5 separate regions of the Homo sapiens genome follow, and all the other regions are linked to region 4. A link is a loop called in an ENCODE intact Hi-C map of the cell type or tissue named here. Cell type or tissue: endothelial cell of umbilical vein. All regions are shown on one strand.

What was found. Hi-C counts contacts between places; a loop is a spot of excess contacts. Peaks named below come from ENCODE experiments on the same cell type or tissue, not always from the same donor. Only the 100,000 strongest peaks of a DNase experiment are listed, where the experiment ranks them.
Region 1: it touches region 4 in a loop (5-fold over the local background); 6 of 110 quality-filtered maps call a loop at or near these places.
Region 2: it touches region 4 in a loop (8-fold over the local background); 2 of 110 quality-filtered maps call a loop at or near these places.
Region 3: a loop joins it to region 4, with 8 times the contacts of the local background. A loop is called at or near these places in 3 of 110 quality-filtered maps.
Region 5: it touches region 4 in a loop (7-fold over the local background); 2 of 110 quality-filtered maps call a loop at or near these places.

Annotation. Positions count from the first base shown.
Region 1 is chr11:131,912,074-131,917,073 of GRCh38, forward strand. All of the region lies in intron 2 of NTM (neurotrimin), which reads left to right. Among named protein-coding and RNA genes, the nearest start is that of NTM-AS3, 17 kb to the left of the region's middle. In endothelial cell of umbilical vein, a CTCF peak has its summit at 2,374; no DNase peak of the experiment used is centred here.
Region 2 is chr11:131,857,816-131,862,815 of GRCh38, forward strand. The region is part of intron 1 of NTM (neurotrimin); the gene reads left to right. Among named protein-coding and RNA genes, the nearest start is that of NTM-AS3, 37 kb to the right of the region's middle. In endothelial cell of umbilical vein, no CTCF peak of the experiment used is centred here; a DNase peak (open chromatin) is centred at 2,146; H3K27ac peaks cover 1,386 bases.
Region 3 is chr11:131,886,386-131,891,385 of GRCh38, forward strand. All of the region lies in intron 1 of NTM (neurotrimin), which reads left to right. All of the region lies in intron 1 of NTM-AS3 (NTM antisense RNA 3), which reads right to left. Among named protein-coding and RNA genes, the nearest start is that of NTM-AS3, 8.4 kb to the right of the region's middle. RefSeq lists an enhancer at 2,468-3,361. In endothelial cell of umbilical vein, no CTCF peak of the experiment used is centred here; no DNase peak of the experiment used is centred here; H3K27ac peaks cover 1,327 bases.
Region 4 is chr11:132,069,302-132,074,301 of GRCh38, forward strand. All of the region lies in intron 2 of NTM (neurotrimin), which reads left to right. It overlaps LOC124902795 (a long non-coding RNA gene), which reads left to right. Exons shown (of 2, transcript XR_007062958.1): 1 at 1-1,664; 2 at 1,873-5,000. Among named protein-coding and RNA genes, the nearest start is that of NTM-AS3, 170 kb to the left of the region's middle. In endothelial cell of umbilical vein, no CTCF peak of the experiment used is centred here; a DNase peak (open chromatin) is centred at 2,990; H3K27ac peaks cover 3,446 bases.
Region 5 is chr11:131,743,323-131,748,322 of GRCh38, forward strand. The region is part of intron 1 of NTM (neurotrimin); the gene reads left to right. Among named protein-coding and RNA genes, the nearest start is that of NTM-AS1, 82 kb to the left of the region's middle. In endothelial cell of umbilical vein, no CTCF peak of the experiment used is centred here; DNase peaks (open chromatin) are centred at 1,719 and 2,269; H3K27ac peaks cover 2,921 bases.

The DNA.
Region 1 (5,000 bases), 160 kb before region 4:
CGCCCATGCCATAGGGCTTTGCCAGCCCTGGCTCCTGCACTCTGGGAGAGCCGCTGCTTTGTCCTGGGCCTGACTGTGCCCGGGCTTTCCTGGGGTGCCTTCATGCCGTGAGCTGGTGGGCAGACAGAGATGCTTTCTCCTGTCTGAACGTGGCTTTCTGAGGCCCAAGTCATGGAGTCTGATTTGTCCGTGGAAAATGGCATTTACTGTAGTGAACTGTGTTCTGTTCCTGCTCTCCACCAAAACGGTACATGCAAAACTCGTCTACTGAAGAGAAACTAGGTTTCAGTGTTGGGTTGGGTCCTGATTGGCTTCTGGGGTTAAGGCTTACAGGCACTGGGGGAGGAGAAGAAGAAGAATCTTGGTTATGCTTTGTGTAAGGTAGAATGATTCTATCTCCCTGATTACCTTGCCTGCAGAAACGCTAACTGAATTTCCAGTGTTGATAAACCACACCTCTCATATGCGGGCAAAACACTTAATGATTGCGATGGGAAATTTTATTCTCTGGGATTTTATAAGAGAATAAGCATGAGGTGGACGTTAAGAAGGTTCATGGGAACGATTTCCCTGCCTCTCCTTGGTTTAGTCTGCCCTCCTAAATAAAGTTTTCCAAACTAAGCGACAGAACTAACCACAAGGCAACATGGCAATATTCCTGTCCTTTGCACATGAAGATTTCTGGAAAGATAACCCTGGTGCTGGTGTCTACTGTTTTGCCCCTCTGATGACTTCTTCTAGGATTGGGTTGTTTTGGACTGTATACTTAAGGCAATATCTATAGGATAGAAAATGGTGAAGAGGAGGCAATGTCAATACAGAGCTGAGTTATCAGGACATTGCCAAAGGAAGTGTGTAATTTAGGGACCCGTGCAGGGCTACAAGCATCCAGTGATCCTTTGTCTAGGCAAAGCTTAACCTCATGGCTCTGGTGAACTCCTAGTTATTTGTTGGCTCACGAGACCCACCTCTTCCACTCTTCTGAGCAAAAATAAAGCAACTTCCTTCCCCCACTCAGAAATGATTGTGTATCTGCTTTAAAAATGGATTTCAGGGGAGTTACAAATATGCAGTGATTTCAGACTACTTAAATAAAAAACCAAAAATAAATGTCTAGAGCAGTAATAATCAAGGAAATTTTCTTGTTCAAGAAATGCTTGTTCTCTGGATGCCCTCTTTGTCCCTAGTCCTTGGCTGCAAGGAGGGCCTCCCAGGGACAGAGACATTCTGAATGGGGAACATTTTAGATATAAATGGGATTTTTTTTTTCAAGGAAAAGGTGTAAGGTAGCTCTGTAGAGACTTGAAGATAAATAAACAGGAAGTGGGTCCTGGCAGACAGAGACCAGGCCAGAATCTGGTCTCCAGAAGGTAGTCTTCAAGGCTTATCAAAGTCAGGACTGTCCAGAGGGTGGCTGCATTCAGCAGAGGCTGAATCACGGGACAGGCCTGATTTAGGAGGAGCTTCTTTTTGAAATCGCGTTATCATGTACTGGCTGACTTATCTTTCTTTGTCTTCCCTTTCATGGTTCTTTTTTCTCATTCTGCCGGTCCCCCTCTCTCTTTCAGCACTAATGTTTGTTTGCATTTTCACATGTGTTCTCAACCCAGTGGTATTGTTTGGGTGTGGATGGAGATGGGAACATGGTGGAGCTTCCTTTCTAGACCCTTGAATTGACCCCAACCCAGCCAAGTTCCTTCTGGAACATCTCCTGCCATTCTGTGCCAGCCTCAGGGGCTGAATGTCTTCCTGACACTCAAGAGAAAGGCCCTGACAGTGGATGGAGCACTACAGGGCAGGGATTAGATGAGCTAGGGTCTGAGCGACACCAGCCCTTGACCACAGGCCTGACTTAGGATGTGAATCAGGCACCAGGTGTAACAAGCAACCAGTATGGAGGATGCTCAGGCCTCTCAGGATTGCCCTCCTTCTCAGACTCTGATGCGCTAGAACAAGGAAGGGCTGCCCTGCTGGGATGGACTTTGGTGGGGTGGAAGCCCCTGAACTCTCAAACATAGGTCCTGCATTTTCTTGTTCTGTGTACAGAGAGGCAAGTAGGAATTTCAGAACGTATTTTGTTTGCATAAAAATTGCTGCATTTTCACGTAACCTGACTGTAGGTTGCAACCATCTAGTAGTTCAGAGTTCTGAGTTATTTTCTTTTTGCTTTGTATTGTGTGTGTGTAGGGGGACAGAGGACCCTTCCTTCCTTCCTTCCATCTATCTTTCTTTCTTCTTCCGTTTGTTTTTTTCTGTTTTGACTAATCATATAACCAAGCTGTAAGGAACCACAACTAGGGGAGACCAGAGCACCCGTGCTCTGGCCTGGAGGGCCGCCATATCCATCTTCCTATGGGTGATTGGGTGATGATGGTGATACATGTAGTTTTCTTCATAACCAGCAGAGGACTTTTTGCTCTAATTTCATTTTATTCTGCTTTGTTCTCACCAACATCATATTTTGAGGATCTTTTGCAGTCCCTAAAGAATAAATGCTCAGCAGAAGATTCTAATTTGAGGAAACTTTAAAAAATGTTTTATCTTATCCAAGTAGCTCTAACAATCCTTGTGGAGGTATTGGGAAATGTTTCAATTAGCATAGCACTGACAGCCTGAAAAGAATTACAATTTGCAGTCTCCCACTCTTTCTGCCCTCCCGCTGGCATTCTGTAGGCATATTTCTTAAAAGGGTGAGGTAAAACAGAATCTGCATTAATAATACTATTAGCCAATGTTAATTGAGTGCTCACTATGTGTTGGGGAGTATCTAAGTGTTTTAATAATATCTCACCTATCATTCAGCCTCATGACATTAACACTTTAATAACAGCCCTATGGTGTAGGAGTTACTATTATCCCTATTTTACAGACGAGGAAACTGAGGTGTGGAGAGTTTACATGCTTTGATGAAGGTGGCACAGCTAGGAAGCTTTGAAGCCAGGCTATGAAGCACTGGTAACAATCACGTTAATAAGATACATAGTACTATCATTGGTCTGTTACTGTGTGAACATTTTATGTAAACAGTAACATTTACTCCTCACACCTCTCTGAAATAGACAATTATTCCCGGTTAAGGCCTAGAGAGGGGGAACTTACCTGAAATCACATAAGCAGCCAGTGGCAGACCAGTATGCTAGCTCAGGACTCCATTCCTTGACTTTGTACACCAAGCTTCCCAGGACTATTCAGGACCCTTTGGATTCGTGTTCCTCTCATTCCTCTGTGGCACTTAATGTCTTCCCTATTCATTTTGGCTTAGACCCTGTTTTCCAGTGTTATCTCTCTGTCTTCTTTCTTCCCTTGGGCTGCAGAGCACCTCTTGGAAAGCAAGAATCATGCCTTGTCATGGCATGAGCACTGTGTGCTGGCAGATGCTTACTCAAACAAAATGAATGAAAGCCAAACAACGATATCCCCCAGCTATATTCAGTTTATCTCCTTACCACATTTCTCTATCATTTTATTTTAAATTTCAACTACGGTCAATCAGAAATGTATTGAGTGGTTCTTTCAAGAAGGGGACTGTATTAGTCCGTTAGGCAGTGCTGACAAAGACATACCCAAGACTGGGTAATTTATAGAGAAAAAGAGGTTTAATGGACTCACAGTTCCACGTGGCTGGGGAGGCCTCACAATCATGGCAGAAGGCAAAAGGCACATTTTACACGGCGGCAGATGAGACAATGAAAGCCAAGAGAAAGGGGAAACCCCTTATAAAATCATCAGATCCTGTGAGACTGATTCACTACCACCAGAGCAGTATGGGGAAAACTGCCCCGATGATTCAATTATCTCCCACTGGGTCCCTCCCACAACACATAGGAATTATGGGAGCTACAATTCAAGATGAGATTTGGGTGGGGACACAGCCAGACCATATCAGGCACTGAGCTGGGTGTTTGGGTGTGGAAAGGCGTACGGCCTGGACTTGGCTTTTGGGGGCTTGGGTCCAACTGGAAAAGCTGGCTGTGGACAAAGAGGTCATGGACCTTGTGAGGCAGAGTACACCATGAAAACGTGGGCGATCACGCTGTCCGTGGCTGGAGCAGAGCCCCTCTGTTGGAGTGAAGGCTTTCTGTGGGTTGGCAGGACTGCACTAGCTCCTAGCTCCTGGGTGGAAGTGAGCAGACATCAGTGAGGAATCAGAGAGCCCCAGAAGCCCCAATGCATGGGTGTCATTCACTTAGAGACCTTCACTAAGCATCAACACACCTGTCACTTGGCAGTTTCAATGAATGCTTTCCACATTTCAGAGATTCCCCAATTAAGGCAGCAGCTAGTAAAGTGCATTCTTTCCTGGGGATCACTTGGCAGGTGGGTATCAGAGGCTGAACGCTGCATTCCATCGCGCCTCTAGACCATAGGCTTAGCGATTGGATGATGTTGTTTTTCCCGGGTGAGTTAGGAATTGAAGGTCTGAGAAATGTATGTAATTTTGGTTGAGTTTTGATATGGGACTCCATGGAATCACACAGACTAAATGTGGTTTTGATACTTGAGAGGACGCGGGAGTCACCCTCTAGATGAAGGAAGCTGCGGCACTTTGCTCATGTCATGTAAGGTGCTTGGAGTTTCATTTGATAAGCAGATGGATTCTCTGGTAGTCCCTCCAGCTACTCCACAGCCTCTTAAGGGCGGAACTAGGCCTCCTCCAGGCTTGCCTCCTAATCCGCAGCACATGGCTTGGCCTGTGGAATTTGCCAATAAAATCCGAAGGACTCTCATCCTGCCTTTCCTTTCACTCACTCTGTTGTGGACACCCATAAACACAGCTTATTCCAGCTGCAAAGCGTTTCCTCTTGTGGTCCGCCCTGCTGGGAACACCCCTACCCTGATCTTCCCATGGACAGCTGTTTCTTGTCATTTTGGCCTAAGCTCACAGAGAATTCCCTCCCTGATGCCTTTCCTGATACCAAATCAAAATAATCCTCTACCACTACCACCAGTCTTACTCTGGCATATCATCCTGGAGTTTTTCTTCAGAACAATCATCTCCA
Region 2 (5,000 bases), 210 kb before region 4:
TCATCCTCCCTGCACCCTCCTGCTAGATGACCTTTCTAAACTAGAAATCTGATCAAGTTATTCCAATGACATCTCATCATTTGCAGGATTGAGCTTCGTCTCCTTCAGGTAACATAAAAGACCCTTTATTGTCTGGTTCCTGACAGCTCTCCCCCTTTCTCTGTCTCCCCCAATTTCCTTCATACCCCTCTCTCTGCCTACTCCATCTCTTCCAGCCTCCGCCCCGCCCATGCCTCACCCTTCCTTTCCAGTCTACATTTTATCATACTGAGCTCTTATGAGGTTCTGGAATACATAAGTTGTTTTGTGATTTCTGTACATGCTATTGTGTTTGCTTGAAATGCTAACCCTTGCCTTCCTACACACTCTCTTTTCTTCATGCTATACTTTTTCATTTCTTTTCATTGGCTCTGCTTCTGTTAGTTACTTTGCGGAAGCTTCTATGAATAGGCCAGGATGAGCAAGTTGATTCTCTCCCTCTCTCCCTCTCTCTTTCCATTTCTCCTTACCCGCCCCCACCCATGCACATATTATTAGACACATTGCTTTGCAATTATTGAAATATTTATCTGTTTCCCCAGTTGGGCTAAGAGCAGAGGGGAATGCTGTTTGGACAATCCTTGTATCTCCGTCTTCTACTAAAGAATCTGGCCAATGTGAGGAGCTCAGTATTTTTTGAGTAAATCAACACATGTATAAATTGTCACCATTCGTAGAACCCAGGAGGTTTTCCGCACGCTGGTGGGCTAAGTGAATATAAAATCGGATGGTAAGTTAAGTGAGAAGAGCCCTGCAAATGAGGCAATAGCAGCCGCAGGTGCTTTGTTCTCACCTAAGCGGACACCGAGCTCACTGGCTTTGCTGAAGCAGCTCTGCAGCACGTTGAGCCGCAGCAGCTGGAATTGCTCTCGTCTGAATCCTCCCTTCTGGAATAGGGAACGAGGGAGTGAAAGACTAGCACATAATCTGTGGGGCTTAATCTTTCTTTGCAAATCCCCAAATACTGTGAAATTGGCAATAATCCAGGCAACTCCAAACTTCTGCTCACCAAATAGTCCCCACCCTGCTTCTACAGAGGGCAGCTCAGGTGTTTTAAATGCGGAAGTAGCTAGTAGAGAGCAACTTCACTCCTGTAACCTAATTCATTCTCAGCCTGGAAAATGGAACGTAAACATCACAACCTCAGCCAGTCAGAGTTTTGCCGCACTTCAGCTCCTAGGAAATCATTTCAATTCCTCAAAGTCTATTTTCCCCTTCAACATCCATCCATCCATCCATCCGTCCATCCATGTGTGCATCCGTCTGTCCGTCTGTCCGTCCATTCATCCGAGAGACACATCGGGTGTCTTCCTGGTGCCAGGTATGTTTCAGAGAATATGGTTATGTTTATAGAGTTCACAATTTAGTAAATATTTTGTGTCATCTAAGAGTGCTCTAAAAATCTATAATCCTGACCAGTAGAAAAAATAAAACTTTTGAAAATTAAGGTTTCAAGAAAGCTCTTATTTCTTAAAACTGTATAGAGGACTGAAAATCTGGAGCTAATAAAGACCTTGGTACGGTTGACTTTCCCGTATGTGCTACTGGGAATCCAGGTGTCTCAAGGGACAATTAAGAGTATGACTGCCTCTTGTCCCTTTCGAGTAGTCCTTTGAGGGTTGTTTTATCTTTCTCCCATTTTAACCATATTTTACAAGTCTAACAAGACTTGAGAGGGTGATGCTCTGAGACTTCACTTGTGTTCTTGAGACACATACTCGAGTGGGATCTTGGTTCCATTACTTTCCAGTTCTGTGACTTGGCTACTTTCTATAACCGCTCTTTCCCTTGGTTTCCTCATCTGGAAAATAGGAATAATAATAACACTCATTCTCTAGTGCATCCCATGGTGAATGCTAGCTGAAATCAACATATGTAAAAGGCTTTGCAAATGCCTGGTTTAACGGAAGTGCTCTACAAACAGTATTGAAGAGGATGATGTCGATTATGATAGTAAAAATAGATTCTGAGACACTTTGTATTTCCATTTTAGAAGTGCCTCCCCTTTTTTTTTTCTCCTTTTCTCTTTCTGAGACTATTAAAGGTTGTTCTTATCAGTAAGGGCAGCTTTTCCCCTTTTCTCACTTCCTCCCCACTCCCCCTTTGTCTGGAGGTTCCTTGGCAGAAAGGAACATGTGTTTCTTATATGTGAGTAACTCTGATATCTATTAGAGTCTGCTGAGTGCAGAGAGCTTAGTCACTCCTGGGGGATGATGCGTCTATATCGGGCCTCAGCTCCTATCTACAGCCTCCGTCAATGTCAAAAAGATTTCAGGGCAGGTGTGAGGTTTAGAATTGAGGGAAGGACAAGAGCTAGTGAGACAGCCTTCACTGAGAGAGGGACTGACGGGGCCCCCATGACCATCTCGTGTTTGGAGGGTCTCTGGAAGGGCTCCTGAGACTCAGCACACAGTGCTGCTCATGGCTGGGCTTTATTCCTGTGCCATGGTGAGGACACAGGGCTGGATCATAAGGGGTCAAGGCACAGGCAGAGTCTGAAGGAACCCATGTGAGACTTTCTTATGCTCTTTCCGTCCCAAGAGGGTCCCACAGAGCCCACTGTCCCTCCACAAAAATGCAGCAAAACATGTGGGATGTTTCTGCCCAGGGAAGCCCAGTAGAGACTCAGAGTCTAAGGTCTTAACTGGACGCTGGTCATATCGTCACCCTCTCCCTAGCACTTACTAACATACCAGATTCCCAGAAGGAAAATACGTATTCAGCATAAACCACATTGCTTGCACGGATAATCTAGGCACAAGGAGCCACGCTTACTAGTTAACGAACAGTGGAAACCTTCCTGAAATCCAAGTTTTCTGGTGCCAGCCAAGGACCAACCATGCAAGCAGGCCTTTCTAAGGGCAGCAGGTCCCAGGAAGTACACTTTCACCACCCCCTGAATTCTTAGCTACATTTCCTTGGTAGAGGTGATGGTGGGGCTACATCATCTTTCTGATTTGCACAACCTTCATGGACACACGTTTATCTCCCTGTCTCTTGCTGGCTACATACTTATGAAAAAGGCCTGGCTGCCAGAGGCATGATAATGCCAAAGACACTGATGTCCACAACTGGGCACCTCCTTGTGAGCTGGCATCACTTAGAATCGAGCCTGATTTGCCAGGGGCTTTTGCACCCTGTCGGTTGGCCTCCACTTCCCTTAGGGTGTAATCTTAGTCCCCTAGGATTTCTTCAGCCCTACCCCTGGCTTTCTGGCTTTCCCATGGGTATCCTGTTACTGAGAGCTGAGCATGAAGGGGACAGTGGAGTCAGAAAAAATATCCCTGTCAGCTGCCAAAAGAAGACATCATTTTCCATTGCATGTGAGCTCTATTATGAAGAGCTAGGAAGGGCCTACACATCAACACCAAAATATTAATAAAAAGAAGGCTGTACGGTCCTATCCCCAAGTGCTAAAAAGACTTTAGACCAATGTGACCTGTGGTATAATTGCACAATTTCAAGCAGCCTTTCTAAATTAAAACGTAATCCCCCAGCAGTGAGGGGCTTGGGTGGCCCCTCCCCCTCCCTGGGATTCATTTCTCTCTTCCAGGCCCATCTCTTTCCTGCCGTAAATCTCTTTCCTTCTGTCTCTCTGTCTGTTCATCCTTCTATGTCCTCTATCTAGCTTTTCCTTTCTTGATAAAAATTAAGGAAAAACAACTTGATAGATTTTCCGATAACCTTCTAGAAAGTCTCACCGGGTTACATTTTGCTTTAATAGCATTTAAGCCAATCTGCCTGATGTTGCTGTAAAGGTCAATTAAATTCACCCTAAAAATTTCACTCCTGGCTCATTATACAATTGGAAAATGAATTAGAAGCACATGCTGCCCCTGAGGTTTCTGATATTTCACTAATGAATATGTCTTAAAATGCAAAAAGAAAAAAAAAGAGAGAGAGAAAAGAAAAAAAGGTGTTGTAGGCCACACAGCAGCTTGCAGTGCTACCAGCTGGTGCAGAACATTGTCATAGGCAGTGGTCTGAGACTAGTGAACACTAGGTAGGCCTGTCTCCACTCCACATTCAGAGGTGTTCACAGGTCCCAAATGCACGTGGGTCTGGTCAGCTCTTCACCACTCCTCTGCACATCCAGAGCCCACTGTTAAACCCCAGGGGAGGCATCCAGCTCACCTGACTCTTCGTTGGCTGCTCTTAGTGCGGTCTCAAGGACCACAGTTCAGTTTAATATCAGCCTGAGCAAAATGTGATTCTGAAGGTAAATCTACAAGGATCTTTGTGGGCAGAGCACGTGTGTTGCAAAGCCAGGTCTCAGTTGATCTGGGGATTCTCAGACTGTCTGAGAATTTTAGCATTGTAACTGTCTGAGGAGAGAACAGCCCTGTGGAGGAGGGAACATGTATTTCTGGGTCACTCTGAGGGCACAACTGGGGCCAAGAGTACAGAGAACACAAAGTCAAGTTTGAGCCCGACTTAAAGAAGTAATTTTAACTGACTTTCTCCCCAACTCCTGACAAAAGAAAGCCATCAGACAAGATAGCAACTTCCTGGTCCCTGAGGAAGGCTTCAACAGAACTGAGCAACCCTATCCCAGGAGTCCATGTTTCAGGTGGAAGTCTCCTTAATTCATTCACTCATTTCTTCATTCTGCATATTTATTGCTGTGTCCTAGACAGTACTAATCTTGAGAATGAACACAATTGCCTAGTTGTTATGTATGAATCGAGGGTTGTTTTTTATTTTTGTTTGATGGTAAGGTTATATTTTAAAAGAATATACCATATCTAAGTCCCTAGTTTCAAAAACTGTCCTAAAATTCAGATTTTTGCTCACATTGGAGTTGTAAAGGACTTTCATGTTCCTCTTATAGCAAAGGCTGTGACTTTTCTGCTTTCATGAAACTGCAAACTGGTATTTATTTTAGGACAAGATGGCTCCAAACCTCGAAATATGAGTTATTGGATGTCTGTCTTCAGGTTTAAGTATAAACCTAGCTGAAT
Region 3 (5,000 bases), 180 kb before region 4:
GGAGGAGACTGCCTTGGCTTGGGAGCCTCTTCCCCGTTCCCCACCTGGGGATGCAATGGTTTTGCTGGGGCAGCAGTTCATTATCCAGTCCTGAGTTGAGTCACTTTTGCTCATATTTGCACTCTACCTCTAAAAAGATCCCTTCTAACTGGGTCTGAGGCACGCCTCTTGTGTTTATAGAGTAAACTGTCCATTTGGTGGCTGCTGTCTTGCTAACTCGGCAGGGATTGCTGTTTGCTTGTGTCTCCTTCTGTTTCCCAGGTGCAGGGCTACACTAGAGATTCAGGTGAGATCCCTGCAGAGGCCAGGGAGCTTGAGGGAGCTTTCCTACAAAGCTCTGACCATTACCCTGGTAAGATGACAGAGCCAAGCTTTGCTAACGATGTTTCTGTGCTTTTTAGCAGGGAGGAAGGGACGCTGTGTCTCCATACATCCCTGAGGAAGGGCTTGCTGGTCTTTATCTGTCCCGCTGGGATGATACTAAGACCTCTCATTGATAGAGTGCCTACTGTGCGTTAGGCACTGTTCTGTGCATTGTCTCATTTAATCCTCATAGTAGCTCCGCAAGCGAGCACTACCATTCTCATTTTACACCTTGTCTAAGGTCAAATAGGCAGCTGGTAAAACCCCCATCAGTATAGCTCTAAAGCCCCTGATGAATAAGTTCTGGAGAAGTAACGTACAGCATGATGACTACAGTTGATAACAATGTATTGTACACTTGAAATGTTCTAACAGATTAGATTGTAAGTATTTTTGTCACACACACCAAAAAGAGGTAACTATGTGATGTGATGGATATGTTAATTAGCTTAATTGTGGCAATCACTTCACAATGCATACTTACATCAAAACATCATGTTGTACACCTTGAATATATACAGTTTTATTTGTCAATTATATCTCAATAAAGCTGAAGAAAATGAAAAGACTGAGTGCCTGGGAACAAAAACAAAAACAAAACAGGAAATTCAGTGAATCCTGATTTCTAACACAATGAAACCCAAACTGTCTAGCGAGCCTTGTGGGCTTCTTTCTGGCTTCTTCTCCTGCCATTCTTCAGGCACAAGTCACTTTTCACTGTGTCTTACCAAACAGGCCAAGATGCCTTAAACCTCAGCTTCTTTGTTCTTTCTGTTGTGTGCTACAAATTATCTGATTCCGCTCTCCAATTGGTAACTTCCTACCAATTCTAAAAAAACTACAGATCCATCTCTTCTGCTAAGTGTTCCCAAATCCTTTGATCCTTAGATGGACTCATCTTCAAAATTTCAGACTTGTTAGATGCCACTCTCTTTGCTCCCATCGCACTGTAGGTAATGTGTATACACATCTATCTTCCCCATTAAGTTATGAGCCACCAGAATGCAAGCACAGGACCTCCTACTGCACTGTTGTCCTTGTATCTAGTTCAGTATTTGCTATATTGTGGTGGCTTATCAGATGATTATGATAGCACTGTTCTAGGCACTTTATATGAAGAAGGTACTATTATTGTCATCTTCAGTTTACAGATGAGAAAACCAAGGCAAGAAGAGAGTAACTTGCCACATTAATCCCTTTAGTAAGTGAAGGAGCCATGATTGAAATCTCAGCTTCTGGCTTCAGTGCCTATACTTTGAGTTGCTACTCAAAACTGCTTTCCAGTAAAATATTTGGTTAAAGAATATTTTACGAGGCCAAGCTGGGTGGATAACCTGAAATTAGGACTTCGAGACCAGCCTGATTAATATGGTGAAACCCTGTCTCTACTAAAAATACAAAACTTAGCCAAGCATGGTGGCGTGCGCCTGTGGTTTCAGCTACTCGGGAGGCTGAGGCAGGAGAATCGCTTGAACCCGGGAGGTGGAGGTTGCAGTGAGCTGAGATTGCACCACTACACTCCAGCCTCGGCGACAGAGTGAGACTCGATCTCAAAAAAACAAAAAAAGAATGAATGAGACCATGGATACCACCCGGCCTGTTTTGGAGAGGGCATTTCACACTGCGGAGAAATGCGTCGTTCATTCCCCTCCAGCTCATGACTCATTTTGACCCATCTGCCAGCCCGGATCTCCTGCCTTAGGAAGTGAGCTTGGCACAGGTGAGGGCTGTTCTCCTTTCGGTTCAGCCCCAGGTTTGGTTCCTTCAGGTCAAAGGTCACTGCAGCATCCCGAGACAGGTCTCTTGTGGTACCTGCCTTCCCACTCTTTCTCCCTCCTCCTTCCACTTCCTTGTCGCAGATGTAAAATCCTCACAGCCATCTCTGACGCTGCTAACCACAGGCATTCAGGAACAGTCTTGCTCCAAATCCTGCCTCCTATTTTCATATTTCCTGTGGCGTCTTATAGAAATAGCAGAACAATTGCTCATCCACAGGGGGTAAAGGGAGCAGGATTTTATATAATTAAATTTTAAAGTGACAAGTTTTTCCAGCCTGTGGGGTAGGTAGAGGGAAGGGGAGATGAGATGAAGACCTCCTGCATTTAAAGAGGAGCCTGGTCTCGGCATCGGCGACATAGAATCTAGCTTTATTCCTCTTTATTTTTTTTTTTTTTATTTTACCAGTGACAAGGACCGTGGACATAATTTGTACCTTCGGTGCAGCCTCTCTTTTCATTGAGCTGCAGCAGCATTGAGTGCTAAATGAGTCCCTTGTCAAAGGCTGCTTGGAGTCACCCACTTCCAAAGGGAGCGTCCGGATTTTAGGAAGTGTTGGTAATTTATTTCCATCTCCTGCACCAGTGCAAGAGAAAATAAAATGATGGTTCATCTCCCAAAAGGAACATTCTTAACATGATAAGGGACAGAGATCAGAAACATCTGTCTGTAGCAAGCAGGCCTGGAGTTTCCCCATAAACACAGGTTTCCATGCAAACCAAACAAAGGAGCATAAGATACAGGCCAGGCAGATTCCACTTCAGCTCCCAGATTGAAGTAAGTCTCACAGCCTCCTTCCTTTTAAGGTAGGGGACCAGAGGGCCAGCCTGGGCTCTGATGGCCACACCCCAGCCCATACCCCCAGCCAGGCTGGCCTCACACATCACGCCTGAGTGCACAGCACACACCACTCTCCAGCCATTTGTTCCTTTGATGTGTGCTAAGCAAAACATAATTACCCACTTTGTCATATTGCATGTGACTTTGACGGCCCAGTGTGTGGGCCTTTAAAAAAAAATACATTAGAAGGTCCTCAAGGGAAAACAGTGCTCCTTTTAGGGTTTGTTTCAGGACTTCCACAAGGTTCTAAACAACAGACTCAGTGGAGCCTGTTTGCCTAGTAAGGAGTAGGGACTTTGTCCTCACCGCCTGTCACTTACAAATAGAGAGAAAGGAGAGAATACGAACAACAGAGTGGGAAGTGCAAAGAGAGGCACATCTGAGGTTTTCATGAAGAAACTGGGGGAAGGAAAGTACAGGAACCCAAGAGGCATGGAGCACTGTAGCGCCCCTCTTTTGCATGAGGGATCAGTAGCATCCCTCTTTTGCATGATAAATTGTTTCCAAAACCAAAGATGGATGTCTCTGCAGGAACCCTCTCCCTCCACCTTCAGAAACTTCCTACTTAGGCATGCATTTAGCTCCTTTCCCAAATCCCTTGTATTCAAAGTCTCATTTCTCTTGTTCACAGAGACTCCTCCTTCTCAGCCCACCCAAAGCTCATCTCTCCAGCAGTGCACTCCTCCCTGACCCAATTCTCTGCTCCAAAGGAAGGCACCTGGCTACTTTAAGATAGCAGAAATATGCACAGCACACACAGGCCCTCTCTCTCCCTCTCTCTCTCTCTCTCTGTCTCTCTCTCTCTCTCTCTCTGTCTCTCTCTCTCTCTCACACACACACACACATATCCACCTCACCCCTGACCCTCAGAGACTTCCCCTCTTTGTAGAGACACACACCATACCCCCTGGAAACAGAGCTTTCTAAACACATTCTGAATCTACAAATGCTGCTAGGGCTCAGGCTGTGAGGTTCCTTAAATGTGAAGTCTGCTCATGACTGCAATTAATTGGCATTGCTGTGCTAATGGTAAGGCAGCCTCCTGTAATAACCACCAGCAGCCTGCTGAGTGCAGGGGGAGACAGTGGTAGGAGCTGAGCCCTGTGCGTTGTTTACAGTAGAGGAGACGAGGAAACTCATGAGCGCTCTCCTTTTTTGTAAGGCAAAGTTTCACAATTGGTTGGTATTAGCAATTTTCAATCATCTTTTATTAGTGCTAGATTGATTTTCTGGGTTTTTTTTCTAATGTATGAAAGCAGAATTCTCTGAACAACTTTCATCCCTGGTCAGCTGATTAAAAATAGCACCACTACCCAGTTGCTTATCAAGAAGCTCAGAACGAGCTCCTCGTGAAAAGCTCTTTGGATGGGAACAGATACTGTGTGCTGCTGATGGTGCCACCCGGACGCATGCTAAGTGAGATGGTTATCTCTGGGATGAGGTTGACTTGAGGATCCCCTACTCATTGTCTGTGTCTCTGGCAGAACCACTTTTGACAGTGGGATGGCAGGTCTAGGGGATTTGTCAGAATCATTCATTCCTTCAACCTTTTCTGTCCTCATTCTGGGCAAGCACGTCCCTGATTTCAGGGTGCAAATGAATTCCAGCTCTCCTCTAGCCTAGCGAGAGGAGAATGTGCGAATTTGTTTAGACTATGTCAGCTCTCTAGGGCTCATTTCCTCATCTACAACATGGGCACATTGATTTAGATGACTTCTATGAGTCTTTTCATCTATCAAGTAAATTGGTCTAATAAAAAGACTAAGGTCTTAGAAACAAGCTAATCCCTTGTAGGGAGGATACCATATGTTGACACCCAACTATATCAGAAGGCAGTGTGTTCAATGTGCTATAGGAGACACAAAACATTACAGGCATTCAGAAGAGAGAGATCCCTTCTCACTGGGACGACCAAAAGACAGGACTCCATGGAAGGGTTGCGGGGGCAGTCAGTCGAAGCGTGTCTTGAGGGGTGAATAGTGTTGATTGACAGAGATCGAGATGAGGTATAAGACAGGGTT
Region 4 (5,000 bases):
CACACTGACCATCACAGGTTAGTTAACACGTCACACAGCCAAGTTAACACGTCACACTGACCATCACAGGTTAGTTAACACGTCACTCAGCCAAGTTAACACGTCAAACTGACTGTCACCGGTTAGTTAACACGTCACACAGCCAAGTTAACACGTCAAACTGACCGTCACAGGTTAGTTAACATGTCACACAGCCAAGTTAACACGTCACACTGACCGTCACAGGTTAGTTAACACGTCACCCAGCCAAGTTAACACGTCAAACTGACCGTCACAGGTTAGTTAACACGTCACACAGACAAGTTAACACATCACACTGACCGTCACAGGTTAGTTAACAGGTCACCCAGCCAAGTTAACACGTCACACTGACCATCACAGGTTAGTTAACACGTCACACAGCCAGGTTAACACGTCACACTGACCATCACAGGTTAGTTAACACGTCACACAGCCAAGTTAACACGTCAAACTGACGATCACAGGTTAGTTAACACGTCACACAGCCAAAACACATCAAACTGACCATCACAGGTTAGCTAACACGTCACACAGCCAAGTTAACACGTCACACTGACCGTCACAGGTTAGTTTACACGTCACACAGCCAAAACACGTCAAACTGACCATCACAGGTTAGTTAACATGTCACACAGCCAAGTTAACACGTCAAACTGACGATCACAGGTTAGTTAACACGTCACACAGCCAAGTAAGTTAACACGTCAAACTGACCGTCACAGGTTAGTTAACACGTCACACAGCCAAGTTAACACGTCACACAGCCAAGTTAACACGTCAAACTGACCGTCACAGGTTAGTTAACACGTCACACAGCCAAGTTAACACGTCAAACTGACCGTCACAGGTTAGTTAACACGTCACACAGCCAAGTTAACACGTCAAACTGACCATCACAGGTTAGTTAACACGTCACACAGCCAAAACACGTCAAACTGACCATCACAGGTTAGTTAACGTGTCACACAGCCAAGTTAACACGTCAAACTGACGATCACAGGTTAGTTTACACGTCACACAGCCAAAACACGTCAAACTGACCATCACAGGTTAGTTAACACGTCACACAGCCAAGTAAGTTAACACGTCAAACTGACCGTCACAGGTTAGTTAACACGTCACACAGCCAAGTTAACACATCACACAGCCAAGTTAACACGTCAAACTGACCGTCACAGGTTAGTTAACACGTCACACAGCCAAGTTAACACGTCAAACTGACCGTCACAGTTTAGTTAACACGTCACACAGCCAAGTTAACACGTCAAACTGACCATCACAGGTTAGTTAACACATCACACAGCCAAAACACGTCAAACTGACCACCACAGGTTAGTTAACACGTCACACAGCCAAGTTAACACGTCAAACTGACCATCACAGGTTAGTTAACACGTCACACAGCCAAGTTAACACGTCAAACTGACCGTCACAGGTTAGTTAACACGTCACTCACCCAGGTTAACACGTCACACTGACCGTCACAGGTTAGTTAACACGTCACACAGCCAAGTTAACACGTCACACTGACCATCACAGGTTAGTTAACACGTCACTCAGCCAAGTTAACACGTCACACTGACCGTCACAGGTTAGTTAACACGTCACACAGCCAAGTTAACACGTCAAACTGACCGTCACAGGTTAGTTAACACGTCACACAGCCAAGTTAACACGTCACACTGACCATCACAGGTTGGTTAACACGTCACTCAGCCAAGTTAACACGTCACACTGACCGTCACAGGTTAGTTAACACGTCACACAGCCAGGTTAGCACGTCACACTGAGAATCACAGGTTAGTTAACACGTCACACAGTCAAGTTAACACGTCAAACTGACCATCACAGGTTAGTTAACACGTCACACAGCCAAGTTAACACGTCACACTGACCATCACAGGTTAGTTAACACGTCACTCAGCCAAGTTAACACGTCACACTGACCATCACAGGTTAGTTAACACGTCACACAGCCAAGTTAACACGTCACACTGACCATCACAGGTTAGTTAACACGTCACTCAGCCAAGTTAACACGTCACACTGACCATCACAGGTTAGTTAACACGTCACACAGCCAAGTTAACACGTCACACTGACCACCACCGTGCTTGCCTGTATTAAGCCCTTGATGCCTGTGTATCTGTTAAAATGAAAGACTGTGATAGTAGAATGTTCCCTTCCTATCAGTGAGGAGATCATTTGATTCAAATGTGGGAAAAATTAAAGATCATGAAAATACATTAGCCATGATTATAATGGGAGTGTGGGGAAGGGCATGGTAAATATTTAGAATAAGCTAAACTTCTAATGAAATGAGATCTCCTCAGCTGGGGCTGGTGGACCCAGATGAGCTTCAGTGGGTCATGAACCTCCCAGAATTATATGGGGTGTGCGTTTTTGTGTGAAAGAGAGAAAGAACATTTTTTTTTTCTGGAATTAGAGTTCATAGCTTTTATCAGATTCACACAAAAAAGTGCGTTGTATTATAAATGTAACTACCTCATATATATGGTAACCAGGTCATCCATCAGTAGCAATAGGCCTGTATTAGGAGTCCTTGACGGTGGATCTAATAAAATCTTCTGTGCTCGTAACTCACACCTACCTGGATATTCTAGAATCAGCTCTTGGAGAACTCAGAGGTAATACAGATAGTGGTTCTTATAGGGATTGGCTAGGGCAAAATTAGGAGATGCTTGTTGTACCAAAGTCTACTGGTATGTTTCCTACTAATAAATCATGCCTGATGCCCCCAAGTCAATGACTCGATAGAGGAAGTGAGTGATGAGGCAGGCAGCATAACTCTGTGAATGAGCCAACCCCAGCCCTTCCCCTGACTTAAAAAGGGGTTAATGAACACAGATGGCTGCAAACCCCCCAAGCAGCCAGCATACTGTAAAACAATATTAACATCATTGCCTTTTGAATACCATGTCTTGTAAACCCCAGGATATGACAAGCCTCTTTAGAATCTTCTTTGATTGTGTTACTCAGACTCCCGTAGGGAAGTAGGGAGGGGTAGGGGTAGATACCAGAGGAAATGTGTAATTAGGAGTCTCTTAGAACAATAAGGGTTCTCAAACACATATGTGTGCAACTGATTTGTTGCTTTTGGTATTTCTGTTGGTGAGTAATTAACTAACCATGTTTTGGGGGCAGTCTGTGCAAGCTTGGGCAATCTGATAGTTGTGAACCATGGGGAAAGAATAGTTGCCTTTAGCTATATTTTCAGAAAAATACTAAGTGGAGATGTGAATGGAAAGGAAAGAACAGACTTTCTGGAGAGATGCCATTATGGTAATGTCAGAACTTCCTTTCAGTCTCAGATAAATCTTTCTTGTTATCACCCTTATTTTTAGTTTTACTCAAGACAGGAGGCCCAGTTCAGTTGGAGAGTGCCGTGTACACAGATATCCCTGCCACCTCCCCGGGAGAGAGGCACAGGGGCCTCTGCGGGACTCTGGCCCCTTATTTTACGGTTGTGATTCCTCCTCACTGTGGTGCCTGTGTGTGGGGTTTCAGGGAGAGGGGCCTTTTGATTTGACTGCTGAGAGGAATAGGGGTTTTCTCCTGGGAACTCTTCTGAGAGAATAAGCTTTTGACAAACACTCTTTGAAAGTTACTCTATGGCCAGATGCGTGCAGATCCAAAGATGGTGTCATTTGTGAAAAATGAGGCTGGCTTATGAGCTGGGTCCATTTGCACACAGCCTGCAGCCACGGAGTCCCTCAGCTTGGAGATGTGCTAGCTCCTTCTGTCCTGTGGGCTGCTGGGGCTTTGTGTCACTGGCATCAGAAAACAGAATTTGGCAGTTCTCTAGGCTAAGGGTTTCCAAACTAAGTGTCCTCTGTATTAACAACGAGGAGCCAAAATGGGGACTTTTCTATTTGTGAAGGGGATCCAGTGAAAATAAACTGTTTTATTTTGGTGACTTTGAGTATAGGAATTGTCTTCTCTGGACCTCAGTTTATCCAACTAGAAAAATGGGAGCAGAGGTGCCTAGTTATCTTTAGGAATGTTCTGTGACTTAATGAAGCAATATTTATGTAATGATTTGGTGGTGTAAATGTCCCCAGCAGTGCATGATGTTAGTTGTATGTTTGCAAAGTACCTAGCTCCCCTGGTAAAGGTAACCTTTGTAAATGGCAAGCTATGAGTATTGTTAAAAGGACATATGGCTCCACCTTCTTTCCAAAAAAGATCACTGAGGAATATAGGGCCAGTTAAATAGCATAGAAAGAGGTTCAGAGTGTCTTGACCTGGAGCAGTTTTTAAAACCTCAGGCCAAAACTCCACTAGGAAACTCACCAAACTAACCATTATGGTCAATTTCATTTTGAAATAAAGCACCCTAATTCATCTGTCCAGGAGTCCAGGTTCCTGTGTGGCCCAAGGTTGCATTCGGAGGTCAGAGTAAATCCTGTCGCTAAAGAGCCACTCCTTCTAGAAATAGCTTTTTTTAATGTCTGCAATTTCTCAATTCAGTTCTTTGACTCTTTAGTTCTATCCCATTTCTGGCCACAAACCTGTTTGGGGTTTGCTCCACCATAAGTCAACACATGCACATGCTTTCCCATCAGTTCCCAGAATGCAGAGGACACTGTAGGTCTGCTAAGGGGCTTCTTTCAGAACTTCTGGGGTTAACGTGGTTGGAATGTGTGCTAACAGGCTGCTCTCACAGTGGCAGTTCTAATTGGCTGAGGATGAGTCTTGAAATGTCACAGAAAGATTTATCTCTCAGCACAGATTCTCCCTCAACTAATTTTTCAGTAGGCCACCAGATAATGGGTTGTTTGGAAAACAATATGCAGTTCTCAGATGCCTTTCTGTGTTGGAATGAACTTGGTAGGCTATTTGAAGCAAAATGGCTGATGGCAAGGAAACTCTTGACTGACTTACAGGCCATTGGACACTGGGAACACCAGGCCTTGCTTGTGAGGGATTTGGCTGAGTCAGTTTCTCAGGGTCCATCA
Region 5 (5,000 bases), 330 kb before region 4:
TAGAGATAATATAGAAGTGGAAATAAAATGTAGAAGCCTATTGTGAAGTTTATCTTTAGAAAGTTTTCATTAAAAAACTTATTTTCCAGAAATCAGATGTGGTGTGTTTCTGCAAGAATTATGAAACAAAATAAAACCAAATAAATTATACCACTAGAACCTTCATAGTACTCTTCCTAAAAGGAATAATTCACCATGCATATTTTAAAAGTGTTCAGGATCATAGATTCAATTAAATTTAATTGCCATATGTGGAGTTCCTACTAAGTGGTCGGCCAGAATGAAGGCATATCAGGCAGAGTTATGACTTACCAACTCTGCAAATACACCTGCAAGCTACTGCACCTGTGGCTTTCCTTCCATAGCTCAAGGAAAATAGGCAAAAAGCAATAAGAATAGGAGGTCGTGTGAAACAGTGAAAGCAGCCATTCTTATTCTTTTGAAATTGTGTACATCCTTCAGCATAATACAGACAAACTAGAGTTTTGATGTATCCAGTACTTGGGAGAAGAGCTATTGTATCCAGTACAATTCCCCAATGCATATTTTACCATTTAGTCTATTCATTCTGGAACCTGGACCAAATGTATACTTTGTGGTTATTTCCATTTTTCTTATGGCATATTGTGATACCAATAATCTATCATCAAATTAGTTCTTAAGATGAGACCCAAATGACCATTTATGCTAGAAACTCTTGATATTCCAAAATTAGCCCATACTTGAGAAGCAGGTCCTATTTTGCTTCCTGTCTTTGGGGACAGCAACTTTCTCTGTAACTTGAAGCATGTCTCTTAACCTTTCCTGATTTCCCCATCTGTGAATTAGAGGTAATTATTCCTAATTTTAAGGAGCCATTGAGAGGATTAATTTGTTAGTGTTTGTAAAGTACTTTAGATATGTAAAGTGCTAAGTATTACTAAATTCCATACAAATAATTTGCAATTTAACATCTAAAGGGACTGAATAATTGACTTTATTCTTGTAGACTATATTCTTATAATATTTTAGCAAATCTGCAAATACATGTTTTTCCCATCTAACATTTGTACAGAGATTATTATTGTTTGTAATACAGAACATGCAAATCAACCCCTCCTTCCTACTCAAGTTAATAAAAACATAAAAGGAATGACTGTCATTAGAAGCAAAGTATCCTGGGGGAAAGTATCTCCCAATTTTAAAAATTGCTGGCAATTCCCTTTTCAAGCAGTCTGCGGAAAAGCTGTCAGGAGAGGTAAAAGGAAGAAAGAAGAAGTCTATTAAGGAATTGGATATGGGTTAGAAAATTAATGTTTTTTTTAAAAAAAAGATGAATTTCCTAATTGTGTTGTTCCTGGACTCTGAAACAATTTTAGTAAACAAGCACAAGTGTCCTCTGCAGTTATTTAAGGACAGACTACATACTTACCCTCAAACCCAGTTTATTCAGGATGCAGGAATAGAATATGGAACTAACTGGACTCTCCTTAGCCCCAAAGATGCTCAAATCCCAGTTGTTGTGTATTCCTCTGACATAATCCCACCACACCGGTGTGTCAGTGCAGCGTTCGTATCACATCTGAATCGCTGGATACCGACTAAATATTAGACAGTTGTGGGCTGCTAGCTGCATCTGCATTTACCTCCTGGGCAAATGCAAGCACTTTGAGTGCTGACGCAGAAGGGTTAGACAGAGCTGCAAATGGTGATTCAACTGGAGCCGCTTGTGGTGTTTATAAAGGGATGTCAGTCCTAAAACAAACTCTGACACACAGAGGCCTGGACTTCCACTGGGGTTGTGCTGACTTGCTCTCTGATTGATGGTGCTACCAGAAACCACTTTATGGAGTTATAGCCTTGGGTGACAATGATTATGGCTTGTAATACTGGGGCTGTATTTCCTCGAGCTTTCCCTGTAGGACTTGGAGGGATTCCTAAAGAGAACAGAATGCCTGTCCCCTACACAGGGAATGAGGAGGTGCCATTCAGGGAGGCTGAGCCGGGACAGGTGAAGGGCACTGCTCTCAGTCTCCTCATCTTTTAACTGGGGAGGGTTATCAAAACCTGCCTTGCAAGATGAGGCCAAAGTGATGGAATAACTTGGAAGGTGTTGAAAAGTGTAAAAGCCCTGTGCAAACATTGTAGTATCAGAATCGCTATTTTTGCTTGATCGGAGCCTTTTCCCTGGCTTAGTACAGCTTTCGGCCCCATCATTCCGCCCTCATCTTCCTTGGTTTCCGAATTACTAGAACAAGGGGTCAGTGACACATATTGAAAGGATCAGAGGACTGGAGTTGAAGTCCTGACTCATCACTTCCTGAGTTGCTCTCGTGGCCTTAGCCAAGTCACTTCATCTTAGAAATTCCATTTTGTTACTTGTAAAATTGGGGCAAAATATCTAACCTATAGTAGGTGGTGAGAAAAAAAAATGAGACAAATGAGACATCTATTTTATTATAAAGCATTATACAAATATGTTAGGATGATTATAAATATTTCTTGGGAAATATTTCTAGCTCTTAGGGAAGCTAACTCCTTTACAGAGAATAAGAGAAGTTGTAGCACTAAAATAAATCCTTTTCAGTCTGCAAAAAACCCCTGTTTAATTCACCGAAAGAAGCATTTCAAGGAAATATGCTCATTCTCCAGCCTGTGTCCCTCTTTCTGCTGCCCCCTTTATCACGTGCGCTGGTGGGAGGCTGCCAACAAAAGAACAGGGCCCTGTGAGGGGAGGCAGGGGTGTTCCCAACCCTCAGCCTGGCCATCGTCCGTCTGTCCAGGAATGTTTCCTTTACCCTCTTTGTGGGAGTCGTCATCCTCTCCTACTGCCATGGATATAATCAGAAGGACCGTGAAGGTAGATGTGGTGGGGAAAACAACAACAAAAATCCTCCCGCCGAAGGTGACTTTCAGGGCTGGTGAGATTTAATTCATTTCCCTGTGGCAACCATCAGGGACGGACATCTTTCACGGGCTGGTTGGGTACATTTCTTACATGCTGGCGGGATTTGGACGCATGCTGTGCCGCTCTTTTTCAACGCCGGAAAAGTAAAACATTGCCCAATGGGGAGCTCTCCACTGACTTGTGTGTAGGAAAATGATGTAGCCAAATTGGTGTGGCGGAAGTTTTACAGAGAGGAAAGCAGGAAGCGGCAAAGAGAAGGAAGACAGATGCTCATGAATACGTTTTTCCATTATGTTCCCAGGCACTAAGTTTGCCTTTCTTGATCCTTACGGTATAATTTTCCAGATCAAGATAAGCATTAAGCATGTTGTCTGTCTCCTCCTGTACAATTTGCAGTTTCAGGTTATGCTCAGATTGATAGAACTGTGAGTATGCAGAGACATTAATAAGCCTATGCATTTAAATAACCTTTATCTTCCAAGGAGCTCAGTTTTATAAATGATGGGACATTGCTATTTTTTTTTCCTGCTTCATATGCTTGGCATTTTTATAAAACTTTGAATTTCAGTATCATCCTTCATGAGTCTAGTGTACCCTCCGAAAAAGGCAGCGATGTCAACAAATTATTATAACAATGAGTCAGTGATACCGAAAAGAATCAGAGGACTGGAGCTGAGGTCCTCACATGTCACTTATCAATTTGCTGTAGTAGTCATAGCCATGTTACTTAATCTTAGAAACTCAATTTTGATACCTGTAAAATTGGTGTAAAAATATCTAACATATACCTTTGTGGTGAAGAAGAAAAATGACATACATATTTTTTAATAAAGCATTCTGTTATACATATATGTTAAGATTATGATAAGCCTTTCTTAGAAGCCACTGCATACCTTAGGAGCAATTTATTTTTTATACTAATATGCTAGAGGGAAACTAAGGCACAGATGGAAAATGTGCTTCTCACTACTACAATCTATAAATCAACAACTCCCCAAACTCTATGTGCAGTCAAACTGTCCTATGAACTTACAACTCACTCTTTGAATTGCCAGCTGAATAACCCACGAGCACCCAAGCTTAGCATCTCTTCTGAATTTCCTCACAATCCTCCTCCTCCACCTGAGTCTTTCTGCAGAAGCTGTTCTCTCTTCCAGTTGCTAGCACACATATCTGTGCCTTTGGGTTGTGTCTCCTAAATCTTTCTCCCATCAGCCTTTTGCTTGCCATTCAAGCTACCAACATCTTAATGAAGTTCCTCCTGTGTCCCTATTAAATGCAATAGCTTTGTAGCTGGACTCTCGGCCTTCGTTGTTCTCCTTCCATACCCCTGAAATCATCTTCCACATCTGAGATGAGTGGTGTAAATAAAATGCAAAATAAACCATGTTGCTTCTAAATGTCAAACAGTTCTGTGGGGCCACATGGACCATAGGATGATCTCAAGCTTTTCTGGATCTTGGGATCCAGAGAGCCTTGTATCACATGACTTCTTAAATGTCTGCCACTGCCAGTCCTGCCTCTCACTGGAACTGCCAGCAACAGCAAGGGAATTTCCTGAAAGCTCCATGCAATTTTTTCATGTCTCTGCCATTGACATTGTATTGTCTTTGCATAGAATCCCCTCCCCGTGTTCCTTAGCTTGACAAGCTCCTCGTTATCCTGTGATCCCAGGAATGTCTCCACCAGGACACAACCAACACATCACCACCGTGTCACCATGACTGACAACAGGCCCTCCACTGTACTCGCCGGGCACCACATAGCACCTGCCATTGTGCATTGTGACTTCAGTATTACCTGATACATCTTTCTTAGCAGAATCCATTACTTGTGTACAAGAAGCGTTGATGGTACTGTTCATATGAGATAAAGGTGCCATAAGCTAAATGTGTTCAATTAGGTATTAGAATTGTACATGCTTGGTCATATAGTCACTCAACCAAGTCTGTTAAGGGTTTACTATGTGCCTTATATTCTAGTAGGTTCTGGGTATTGTAGTGGCAAAGTGGTTCTTGGTTAGGCGTCCAGGTCATGTATCATGTAGTACATGACGGTGGACACACACTTGCCACGCAGTCACCAGGACTGTGGACATTGTCTGAAAATAGTG